Linked DNA regions of Homo sapiens: region 1 is linked to region 2. Evidence: chromatin contacts called from ENCODE Hi-C or POLR2A ChIA-PET data. All regions are on one chromosome and are shown on one strand. The core of a region is the stretch at or near the end of the contact, and the rest is flanking DNA. Distances in the headings are between cores, read along the strand shown.

Region 1 (5,005 bases), core at 2,252-4,751, 380 kb after region 2:
TGCTGTAGTGTAAACTGGAAGTTATCTGCTGGTCAGCGCTTATCTAAATTATAGGTTCCATCTTGGCTTTAAAGGTTAACACCATAAAATTCAAGTTCTACCATGGTAAAGGCCACAGCTCAAAGAATGACTGAAACGGAAGCTTGGGGATGGCTTGGAGACAGACACATTCAGGTGTACTGCTGTTTTGTCCTCAGCCTGCACCATGAGAGAAGGACCTTTCTCTCTTCATCTGTAGGATCAGCACTGAAGCTCAGGAACAGAGGAAATTAAAGCAAGTCGTTGTTAAGGTAGAAACTCTTCCTGGAATTGCCTGCAAATGCTGCATCCTCATCATGGTTCCATGTGTCTGTGTGGCTACTGGTGTGGCTTTTACGTAACTCACTGGATGGAAGTTGTCAGCTCACTTGTGGTTCTGTTCTGAGAATGATGTGGGATGGGTGGCAGAATGCCAACCCAGGGCAAAAAGAAGCCATGCAGAGAATGCCCTTCCAAAGGCAACAAGGCCGAAGGGAGGGCAGCAGCAAGCTAGGGCCTGCACTTCAGATGAGCAACAGAAACCTGTCCAGGAAGGTTCCTGTGGGGATGCTGGAGATGAGGATGAAAAGGAGAAGCTGAAAACCTGAGCTACAGGAGTGAGACAGGAGAAACTGGTAACGGGAAAACAACATGGGGCACAGTGGGAAAGTGGGCACTTGGCTTCTAAATGGAACTCGAGCAGGTTCTGACGACTCCTAAGCTGTTCTCCTTAGGGGACAGAGACAGCTTAAAGCATCAGCACAAGAGCTGAGCGCCTGGTCCCGGCTTGGCTGGGGAACATGTGAGTCTTGACTGGAAGTCTCTTCCCTCCCTCGTTTTGCTTTGTAACTTTCTGCTTTTAGTTACATCTCTTTTTTTTACTCAAACAGTTTGAAAGAACTGACGGAAAAAAGCACCTTATTCCAAGTTATTTGTCCTGGTCCTGGTAACTTGGACTGATATTAAGAGTCCCAGTTTAGATCCAGAGGCTGACTGTGAGAAATAGAAGAAATCCTTAAGCAGAAGGTCCTCCCCTCCCCTCCAAGCTGGCCTTGGCTGCTTCCATCAGCTGTGGGCCATGTCATCCTGGCTTTTGTCCCTCACTCCTCCCAGAGAGTTAACCCATGAGCCATCAGTCAGAGAAGTGAGGGGTGGCACACAGGGGTTGGAAACCTAGGCTTCTCCAGTTGGTAAATTTTTCTTCCATTAGTAAAGAAGGACTAAAACAAAGAGGTGCGTGAGTGCACTGTGACATTGGTGCTCTAAGAAGACCGTGCTGCAGAGGAGAGGATGCATTGAACAGAGGCCAGGTTGGTGGCAGATTGACTAATCAGGAAGAGCAAGTTGTCCAGCAGGCCGGGCTAGAGAAGGTGTTGACAGCAGCCAGGATGGGGAGCAGTGGACTTCAGCAGGAGAGGTTAAGGAATCTTGGGATTCTGAATCCTTCAAGTTCGCTCCATTGAAAGTACTTTATTTCCTAATATTATCAGTGTCTCAATGGTCCCGAGATGTCTACAATCATCATTAGAAGTGTCTCCTAAATACCTGTGCCCCAAAGAGAAGGTCACTTGGGAGTAGGGAGACCATAAGTGCTTGAGAGGCTCTCAACCTGGCTGGACTGCTCTCCGTGCAGTCTGGACATCAACAGCTACATTCAAAGATCTCTTAGGTCACCTTGCCTTCTGTAAACCCAATTGTGCTTAGTTGCCTACTGAGTTTAGGTAACCAGGGAGATTTATAGGGGAGGAAAAAATACAAGAACAAGGTGGAGCTGCAATGTTTCTGGAATGCAGGGACAGCATGTCTCGTTTACTGAGAGGACACATGTTTAACGGCAGTGCAGGCACTGGCAGGGTTTTAGTGGCTCTCCTGCACCTGACTGGCTTGGGCTAGGAAGGATTTGCCATCCCAAAGCCCGTGTACTCCCACGCAAGTCAGCTGTGAGGGATTTCAATGCCTTCTGTGAGCTCAGAAAGGATTCTCTGATCACATTTCTAATAAACGCTCTTGTGGGAAGATCATGAGAACAACAGTACAAATGATGGCTCCTATTTACTGAATGTTCCCTATGTGTCCATTCTGTGTAGGCGCCTTGGAGGTATTATTTGTAAAACTGACAGTAGCTCCACAACATAAGCATTTAGTATGTTTATCTATTGCTGCTTAACAAGCCATCTCAAAGCTCAATGGATTAAAACAGTATTATTGTATCTCCTGATGATGTGGATGGAAAATTTGGACAGGGCACAGTCAGAGGAGCTCCACTCAGCTTCACGGTTGGAAGCTTTGCTGGGACGGCTCTAATGGCTGCAGCTGGGAGATGCGGGGCAGCTGGCCATTGCTTCTCTGCTCATAGACCTCTACCGGGGTGGCTTGAGCTTCCTCACATCATGGCAGCCTCAAGGGAGTTGCACTGTTCAGGGTTCCAAGAGCTATTTCATGTTTTGAGAGATGGGAAGTGGGAGCTGCCTGTGCCTTGAAGATTGGGCCCTGAGACTGGCACAGTATCACATCCTTGTTCTTTTGGTCAAAGCAGTCACAAAACCCACCTGCATTCAAGAGGATGGGACAGAGTCCCCCTCTCAATGGAAGAGGGTCAGAGATTTGGCTGCCATTTTTAATCCACCACATTATTATTCTTCCCATTTTATAGGAGAAGAAACTGAAGCTCAAAGAAACCAGATAATATATGTCTTTAAATAACATAAGAAATACTGCTGAGGTTTGAAAGTATGACTGACTCTAATCCATTTTTCTTTCTAGTATACAGCCCCGCTCTCTTAAAATGTGGACATTTGATCTTCTAAGATAAGACTTTTTGAGCCACAAGCTACTCTTCTGATTGGATGTAGAACAAAACATAGCAAGTCATCGTCCACGTTCTTTCTAAACTTTGCATCGTTGAATGAAGAGGCCCTATCTAATAAGCTGTAGAACTGAACACTCCTCTTCAGTTTGAGAGGCTGTTCAAGGTAAAAGAGAGGGAAAAATGGAAGTGAATAAAATCACAAATTTAAACGATAAATACCTGGCTTGGGGAAGCTTTTTTCCCCAGAGGATAGAAATATATTTACATTATGAAATAAGTTGGAATCCAATGGAAACCCCTTGTTATTATTAGATTTCCTCTTGAGAAGGATTTATAAATGAAAACACAACTTGCTATTTTAGTATTTTGTTTTTCAGGGAAGAAAAACCCTTTGCAAAAACAAATTTAGAAGAAAAAACTTATCCATTTCAAGCTCTTGTTTATTTTCTTATTTACCAGGCTAAAACTGTCTTCTTTCATCTCTGATTATGTTGGGAGCTGGAGAAAAGAGGGTTTTTATTTTGTTTTGTTTGCTTTTTTCCTTTTCTCTAAATCTGGAAGGTCTCTTTTCATTTGTGGGCAGTGCTAAACCTTTCCTTATCCACAACTGCGTTTCTGAATCCACAGCCTCCTCCAGCCGTAACTGTGACCCAAGGGCTCCACGCAGTGGGGGATAGGAAATGAAGGATGAGGGCAGTCACATGTGAAACGGCTGCAGTGTTCATCTGTGATCTGGTGGCCCCACTGAACAACAGTGGCCATGACCCCGCTGTGCACCTGCTAGCACACAGCTCCATGCTCCTTTGCCATGTGTCCCTCCATTAGGCTGTGATTCCTCCTCCTCAGCTCCACAGGAATCTGGAAAATAAGGGTCCTGTGGCTGCTTTTGCAATCCTAGTACACTTTGAGAACGTCATGTTCCAGTAAGCTTTATATAACGTTCTAGACCATTAGAGCCTTTTCAGCTTCCTTATTAACATTTATTCATTTCTAATTACACGAGTAGAGGGAAGTTGCAAGAAATGTGTCCCTGAAGATTTTCAAACTTAATGCAACCATTGCATAATTTTAATCCAATCTTCACAAAGGGAGTCATGTGTTGCTTTTCTAGCCAAGTCACCCTTGGCCCCTGCAACCTCGTCACCTCCCCATTCTCCCCTGGAATGTGGGGCCAGGCGCCCGCATACTCTGCCTCACAAATTTGCTATTCCTTCTTTATCGGCAACTATCTTTGTCCAGATATCCCAGGTCTCAGGCCACCACTCCTTCAGAGCTTTATTTCATTGTCACCTACCTGGTGAAGAAACTCACCCCACACTCACGGGTGCCCTCCCATTCCCACATCCTGCTTTGTTTTCCTGAGTGTTGACCCCCTCTAGCACTGTGTCTACACCGCCTTAGCCAGTTTCCTACTGGACTCCACAACCCCACCCATATGCCCTGTGCTAGAATGTCAGCTCTGTGAATCCCTGCTGCATTCAGGGCTGTCTCCCAGAGCCTAGAACAGTGCCTGCATGGAGAAACCATTCCACACATACTTGTTGAATGAGTGCCTAAAGAATGAATAGCATAAACCCAGTCCACAGCTCTTTATTCCTGGCAGCTTCCAAACGTGCACTTCTTGAGGAATTCTTAATTTGGAAGACATGTTATTTAAAAAAATTCATTAATGCAGTTTGTGAATGAGTAATTCACAAACTTCATTAATGAGTCATGTTTTATGTTGTATTCTTTCAATTTTGCCTACTTTATATTTGTACAAAATGTAACTGCGTGAATATATCCTCCTTGAAAGAAAATGATTGCTGTATATCTATGGGATGTGGTTTTCAAGAGAGAACATTTATAGGTTGGCACTAGGCTATCTGCAAGTGGTCTAATGAAATACATGACGGGTTTCCACTAAGCCAATTCAGTGTGTTGGTTTTATCTTTTATTCAAAGATAGCTTGCAAAGGAAGATCTGTATTTTTCTCTCTCTTTAAAAATAATATTCATCAAAACGGTTGTGTTCGTTAGAGTGGATTTAACAGAGATCTGTTGTTAAACATTTACAATGCTTCATCTCTTTCCAACATTACTGTACTCGGACAATGCTGCCTCACTTTGTGTACAAAACAGTGAGAGAGATCGCTTTTATGTGGAAAGTTCAGTTATGAATGCGAAATGTTGCCAGAAT
Region 2 (5,773 bases), core at 3,073-5,572:
TGACCTTGGGCAAGGTCATGTGTTATCTGAATTATCTCCTTTACCACTAAAATGGGGCGAGCAGTAGCATCTACTCCCGAGCAGTTGTTGTAAAGATTATGTGAATTAATCCATGTACGTCCTCAGAGGACTGTCTGCTGCATAGTTATTACTCGAGTGTTAGTTATTATTACTAGATGGAGGCTGAATCCTTTTCTTGTGAACTTTATTTTTATTTATTTATTTGTTGAGACAGTCTTGCTCTGTTGCCCAGGCTGGAGTGCAGTGGCGCTATCTTGGCTCAGTGCAATCTCCGCCTCCTTGGTTCAAGCGATTCTCCTGCCTCACCCTCCCTAGTAGCTGGGACTACAGGTGCGTGCCACCACACCTAGCTAATTTTCATATTTTTAGTAGAGACAGGTTTCACCATGTTGGCCAGGCTGGTCTCCAAATCCTGACCTCAAGTGATCCACCTGCCTCAGCCTCCCAAAGTGTTGGGATTATAGGCGTAAGCCACCGTGCCCAGCCTTCTCGTGAACTTTCAATATCTCCTTGTCATGCCCTATGGTTAACCTAAGAGTTGATAGGGCAAGACAGTCTTCTACAGCACACTTTTGTGCTATGTGGGGTTTGGTCTTAGACACTGTGAGAAGTCAGGGAGGGCATAAGAGGGGACATAACCAGCTCAGGTATTCAGAAAGACCAATCTGGAGTCAGTGTAGAGAATGGACCTAGACCTGCAGCTGGGATCAGGGCAGGTAATGAGTCTGGGAGAGAGGGCCTGGCCAGGGCAGCTACATCAGGGGAAGGGGACACGCTCCAGAGGACTGAGGAGATGGGGCAGTGTTTTCATGAATCAGATGTGTGTAGTGAAGGGGAGAGAGAGAGAGAAGTCAAGGATAGATTTCAGGTTTGTAAACTTGTAGGTATTAGTGAGTTTTTTTTTAAATAATAATTTATTTTTTAGTGGTGTTGGGAATAATTCAGAGGCAGTGCCTTCAGAATGCTGAATGTCAAGATGATTAAAGTCAGCATTAACACTGGGTCATCTTGGACTGGAGAACTGCCTTTCAGCCCCTTAGCTCCTAGTTTTTAGGGAAGCCATTTTCCCACCGCTCTGAAGTATGGATGACCATGTGACTCCTTCAGGCTAACCAAAAAGTGTTTTATTGCTGGTGCCATGTCTACACCTTTCTCTTCTCTTGCCATGGGAATGATGGGAGCTCAGGAGACTTGGAGGTGCCCTAAGCCTGAACCCCTGAGCCATCCCATGAAGGACAGCAGCTGTGGAGAGTCACCGAGACCTCTAGGGTACTTTGCATGGGTGAGAAATAAACTTTTGTGGTGTGAAGCCGTTGAGATTTAATGGTTGTTTCTAGCATGACCTACCATATTCTGATTACACAGTGGAGAGAGAATGAATGAGATATGTATATTAAGCACCTTGGACACATAATAGCTAACCACAGCTGTTACTGGTATTAGTCTAGATCCTGATACTAACTTCGTCAGTGACCTGAAGCACTCGCCTAGCTGAGGCTAAGTTTCCTCCTCTGTGAAAAGAGTAAGAACAGGGAACCATGAGGGTCCCTTCTAGGGTGAAGGTCCTGTGGATAGATACACTATGAATACTGACAATGGGGAAGAAATGAAAAGTGAAAAATTGTGGAGCAGAAAGCGTTGCTAGATCCAAGGAAAAGCAGGAGATCATGTAGTCAGACTCCTCTCAGTTTCCAGTCTCCCTGGAAGGGATCCTCCTCCTCCTCTGGGAGGAAGGAAGGGGAGAGAAAACTCCACTGGGGATTCCGGGCTGGCCGGGAGGCATGTGGTTAGCTTTCTCTCCTTGTAGAATCAATGAGTTTAAGAATCGGTGGGATTTTGTAGGAATTTGTCTTGTAAGGTTACAGTGTATTAAAAACTCTTGGAAACTGAAGTCCCGTCCCTTAGAAATAGTAGTCATATGGTAGAAAAATCTGGAAAATAGTAATGACTCAATAAATGTGTTTTTCTTTTCTCCTTTCTTGTCCAAGCTTCATAACTAATGCCTATCTCTTCTGACTAAAGAGAACTGCTTCTCTTCTTTTCTGTTCAGATATAAACAAGTGCTATTTTATACATCCAACATTCACTTTATGCGCCCATATATTTACCATTCACGATCTCTGGCATTTCATCTAAGAAAGCCTGTTAGGATTTCACTTAGTATGAGTCAGCTTGCAACTTGCATATGTTAGCTTCCATTGATACAGAAATGTCTTTCTTTAACTTTCTATGTATTTATTTTTTGAGACAGAGTCTCGCTATGGTTGCCCAGGTGGGAGTGAGGTGGTGTCATCTCAGCTCATTGCAACCTCCACCTCCCAGGTTCAAGTGATTCTCCTGCCTCGGGAGGCTGCCTCAGCCTCCCAAGTAGCTGGGATGACAGTTGCAAGCCACCAGGCCTGGCTAATTTTTGTATTTTTAGTAGAGACAGCGTTTTACCATGTTGCCCAGGCTGGTCTTGAACTCCTGACCTTAGGTGATCCACCTACCTTGGCCTCCCAAAGTGTTGGAATTACAGGTGTGAACCACCGCACCCGGCCTCTTTCTTTAACTTTCATTCTTGAAGCATGTTTTCCCCATGCACAGTGTGTTACTAGGTTGGCAGCTGATTTTCTTCTGTCCTTTGTAGATACATACCATTGCATTGTTTGCTGCCTTCTGTTTTTTTTTTTTTTTTTTTTTTTGGTTTTTGGGGTTTTTTTGTGTGGAACATTAGCTGTCAATCTATTGCTCACTTGAAGGTACTTGAATTTTTTTTCTCTGGCTGCTTTTAAGATTTTCTTTTTGTCTTTTTTTTTTTTTTTGCAGTTTTATGATGATATGTCTAGGTGTGCATTTCTTTATATTTATCTTTCCTGGGGCTTATAGAACTTCTTGATACTGTAGATAAATAATTAAACAATTAATCATTCTTTTGCTTAACAGATATTTACTGAGCGCATACCCCAGATCTTGGAGTCTAGTGGTGGGAGAAGACAGGAAATAGTTGATCTCAGCATGAACGATCAATGTGGCCCTGGTGGCAAGTGCATGTGCTTTGGGAGCACATCCTGTTGGGGTTGCTGTTGAAACCAAGTCCTGAAGGACAAGTAGAGGATCAGCAGGCAAAGCGTGTGAGAAGGCTGGAGAGAGTGTTTCCATATGTGGGTCTCCATCTGTAAAGCTCCAGGAGATGAGGGCATGAAGGGCATGTGGAACTGCAAGGAGGCCAGTGTGTCTGAAACATGGTGCAGGACAGCGGGATCTGTGGAGGACAGGGCCAGAGATAAAGCCCGTTTTTCCAGGGCCCATCTCCAGCCGCTGCATTTCTTTCGAGCTTTAGACAGACTATCTGCTTCCCATATGACATTTTTTCCAGGATGATTCAAGCCACTTCAAACTCAACTTGTCTGGAGCTGACTCATCCTTCTCAAATCTCAGCCTCCTCCAGAATCCCCGCCCCTGACTCAGTTGCACTCCTAGAAAACTGGACAGTGTTCCCTGCAGGCCTGGCAGCCCTGCAAGGAGGGAATGACTTGAGAAGAGTTTTTGCTTCAGAAAGCTCACCCTTGACTGCAGTGTGGAGCAAGGATTGGAGGGATGAACTGGAAGCAGGGGCCCCTGCGAGGGGAATGTTACTCTAGTGCAGGTGGAGAGGATACGGGCCCATCCACACTGGCAGCAGCAGAGTGGTGGGAGAGTGGAAAGGGGTGAGCAGCAGAAAGGAAGTCGACTTGGTGAGATTTGGTGACTGATGGGAGGGGAGGCAGACTGTGGGTTTGAAGCACTGGGCCAATGGCAGACTCATGTAGGAGTGAGAGGGGCCCTAGGACGGCAGTTGGTCAGGGTGGCTTTGGGCTTGTTGAACTGAAGTGGTGCCCAGGAGGAAGCTGAGCTGCAGCTCTTAGTTTCAGGCGAAAAATCAGCCCTGCAGACACAGGGCCGGGATTTGTTACCCAATCTGTTGTAAAGTGCTTCCTTCACAGTATGCCTTTGCTCTGAATAACTCTAACCCCACAGACTTACTCAAGTGTCACTTTACAAACTCTGACACAGTGAAAAAAAAGTCTCTCTTTTTTTCTCCTACCCCCATTTTCATGCAGGAAATAACAACAAAGACCCAGGTCAGAGATGAGTCTTTGTAGAGCTTCCCAAAGTGATTTGAGGCTGGGAGGCTATAGTCAGTGGAATATAGAATTTGTGCAAAAGCTGGAGAAGGCTGACAGTGGCGGTCAGGGAAATCTAAATTGGCCCCAGCTGACAACCTCATCCCAAGCTTGGTGGGGCCCCACCCCCTGCTGAGAGAGCCACCCATTCAGGCCCCTGGGCTTTGTAAATAGTTTCTGTTTAGTTTTCAGCTCACAAGAAGCAAGCACATAAAAGAGTTAGTCATCGGGCCGATTCAGCAGGGCACACATTAGCTAGATATTGACCTGGGCTCCTTTCACACCAGGTGAGTGATGTGTTGAATGTTGGAGCTGGGTAGAATCTAGCCTGAAAGTCTATATTAACTTTGCAGGGATTATAAAAGAGAAACTGAGGTTGCCTAAATGGGAACTATTTTCATGTGTTCAGATGGGTTGACCTGTGTGAGTACCCCAGGCTAAAGTAGCCAAATAGGAGAAGACACTGTGAGACTCACCCTGGTCTGTTTCAGCCGAATGAACTGAGGTGGGCAGAGAAGTTTATTTTTGAAATGGCCAAAGTCTCTTCCTGATTTGGTTGATCCAGCTGGGGCAACTCCTCACACATCCGAGGCTCTGGCTCTGCAGGGTAGCTCGGGGTGCTTGGCTGATGTTTGAGTTAGGGGAGAGCTTTCACATCTGTAGGGTGACAGAAGCCCTTATCACAGCATGATGCAAGCCACTGCTAGGAAGACACCCTTGGGGGCCAGCCATGCTCTGGGGAAACCAGCAAGTCACTTTGAGTTCACAAAGAGTTGGCTTTATCCAAAGGTCATGCCAAGGGATACTCTTCATGTTCCTGGAGTCTCCCGAGGCACGCCCTCCTGCCCGGGCATTTGTTCTCCACGGTCCCTGGGGAAAGCACCAGCTTTCACATACTCCAAGTCCTCCACCTTGTGACATCGAAAGAGGTATCAACAGTTTAAATCTGTGCACTGAGCATGTGAAAAATTCCATTTCCCACCCGCCACAAATTGTCTAAAAGACAGACTGATTTTATGACAAGAGTGTTTCTCTTCTCTATTGTTTACTTTCTTTAGTTCCTGATTCTTCATTTTCACACATTTTTATGTGGCCTGATACATAAATTCAACTTAACAGCAGCCATTGTGTTTAGGAAGCCCAGAGAATTCTTATTTTCCAACTGTTCACCAGCATTCTCTACTTGTGGAAAGTAAAACCCTTAGAGCCCAATGTGACTTATGCGCGGATATTTTTCAGATAATGGAGTAGCTACAAATAACCGATTTTCCTGTTTCTCCGAGCCTCTCCCTGACAGATAATGAAGTCATAAAGGGCATCATGATTTCAGTGCCGATACTGGAACCTCGTGTTCAGATTCAAACTCGCTTTGTTCTTGACTGTGTGACTGAAAGCTGGAAAATAAGCTGTGACTCAAATTTTTGTCTGGATAATTTATATTGTAATTAGTTAACTAATTAATTAATTTATGAACAAGTTGTGGGTTGTTAGATTTAAATGGACACAACTGAGTGTAAGTTCTAACTTTTCCTTGTGAGACGGGACCCCTGGCTTCAGTTTCTGTGCAAAATAAAAATCGAGCTATGTGATTTTTAAAGTGCATTCCA

The links. A loop is a pair of places that touch in the nucleus more often than their neighbours do. ChIA-PET counts read pairs that join two places held with the same protein, here RNA polymerase II (POLR2A). Pooled maps may share reads with other maps.
Region 1: a loop to region 2 is called in a map of IMR-90, with 11 times the contacts of the local background. The contact joins two enhancer-like sites. A Hi-C loop is called at or near these places in 2 of 168 maps with a recorded cell type or tissue (IMR-90 and heart right ventricle), 1 of 37 single-sample maps with no recorded cell type and 8 of 50 pooled maps. POLR2A ChIA-PET finds 5 or more read pairs at or near these places in 3 of 52 experiments (AG04449, WTC11 and activated T-cell).

Annotation. Positions count from the first base shown.
Region 1 is chr18:10,515,195-10,520,199 of GRCh38, forward strand. No RefSeq gene overlaps it. Among named protein-coding and RNA genes, the nearest start is that of NAPG, 8.3 kb to the right of the region's middle. Within about 2 kb of position 3,502, at least 16 of the 41 ENCODE cell types and tissues checked have a DNase peak (open chromatin) inside an H3K27ac peak, as active enhancers do.
Region 2 is chr18:10,136,794-10,142,566 of GRCh38, forward strand. No RefSeq gene overlaps it. Among named protein-coding and RNA genes, the nearest start is that of VAPA, 230 kb to the left of the region's middle. RefSeq lists an enhancer at 3,691-4,190. Within about 2 kb of position 4,323, at least 8 of the 41 ENCODE cell types and tissues checked have a DNase peak (open chromatin) inside an H3K27ac peak, as active enhancers do.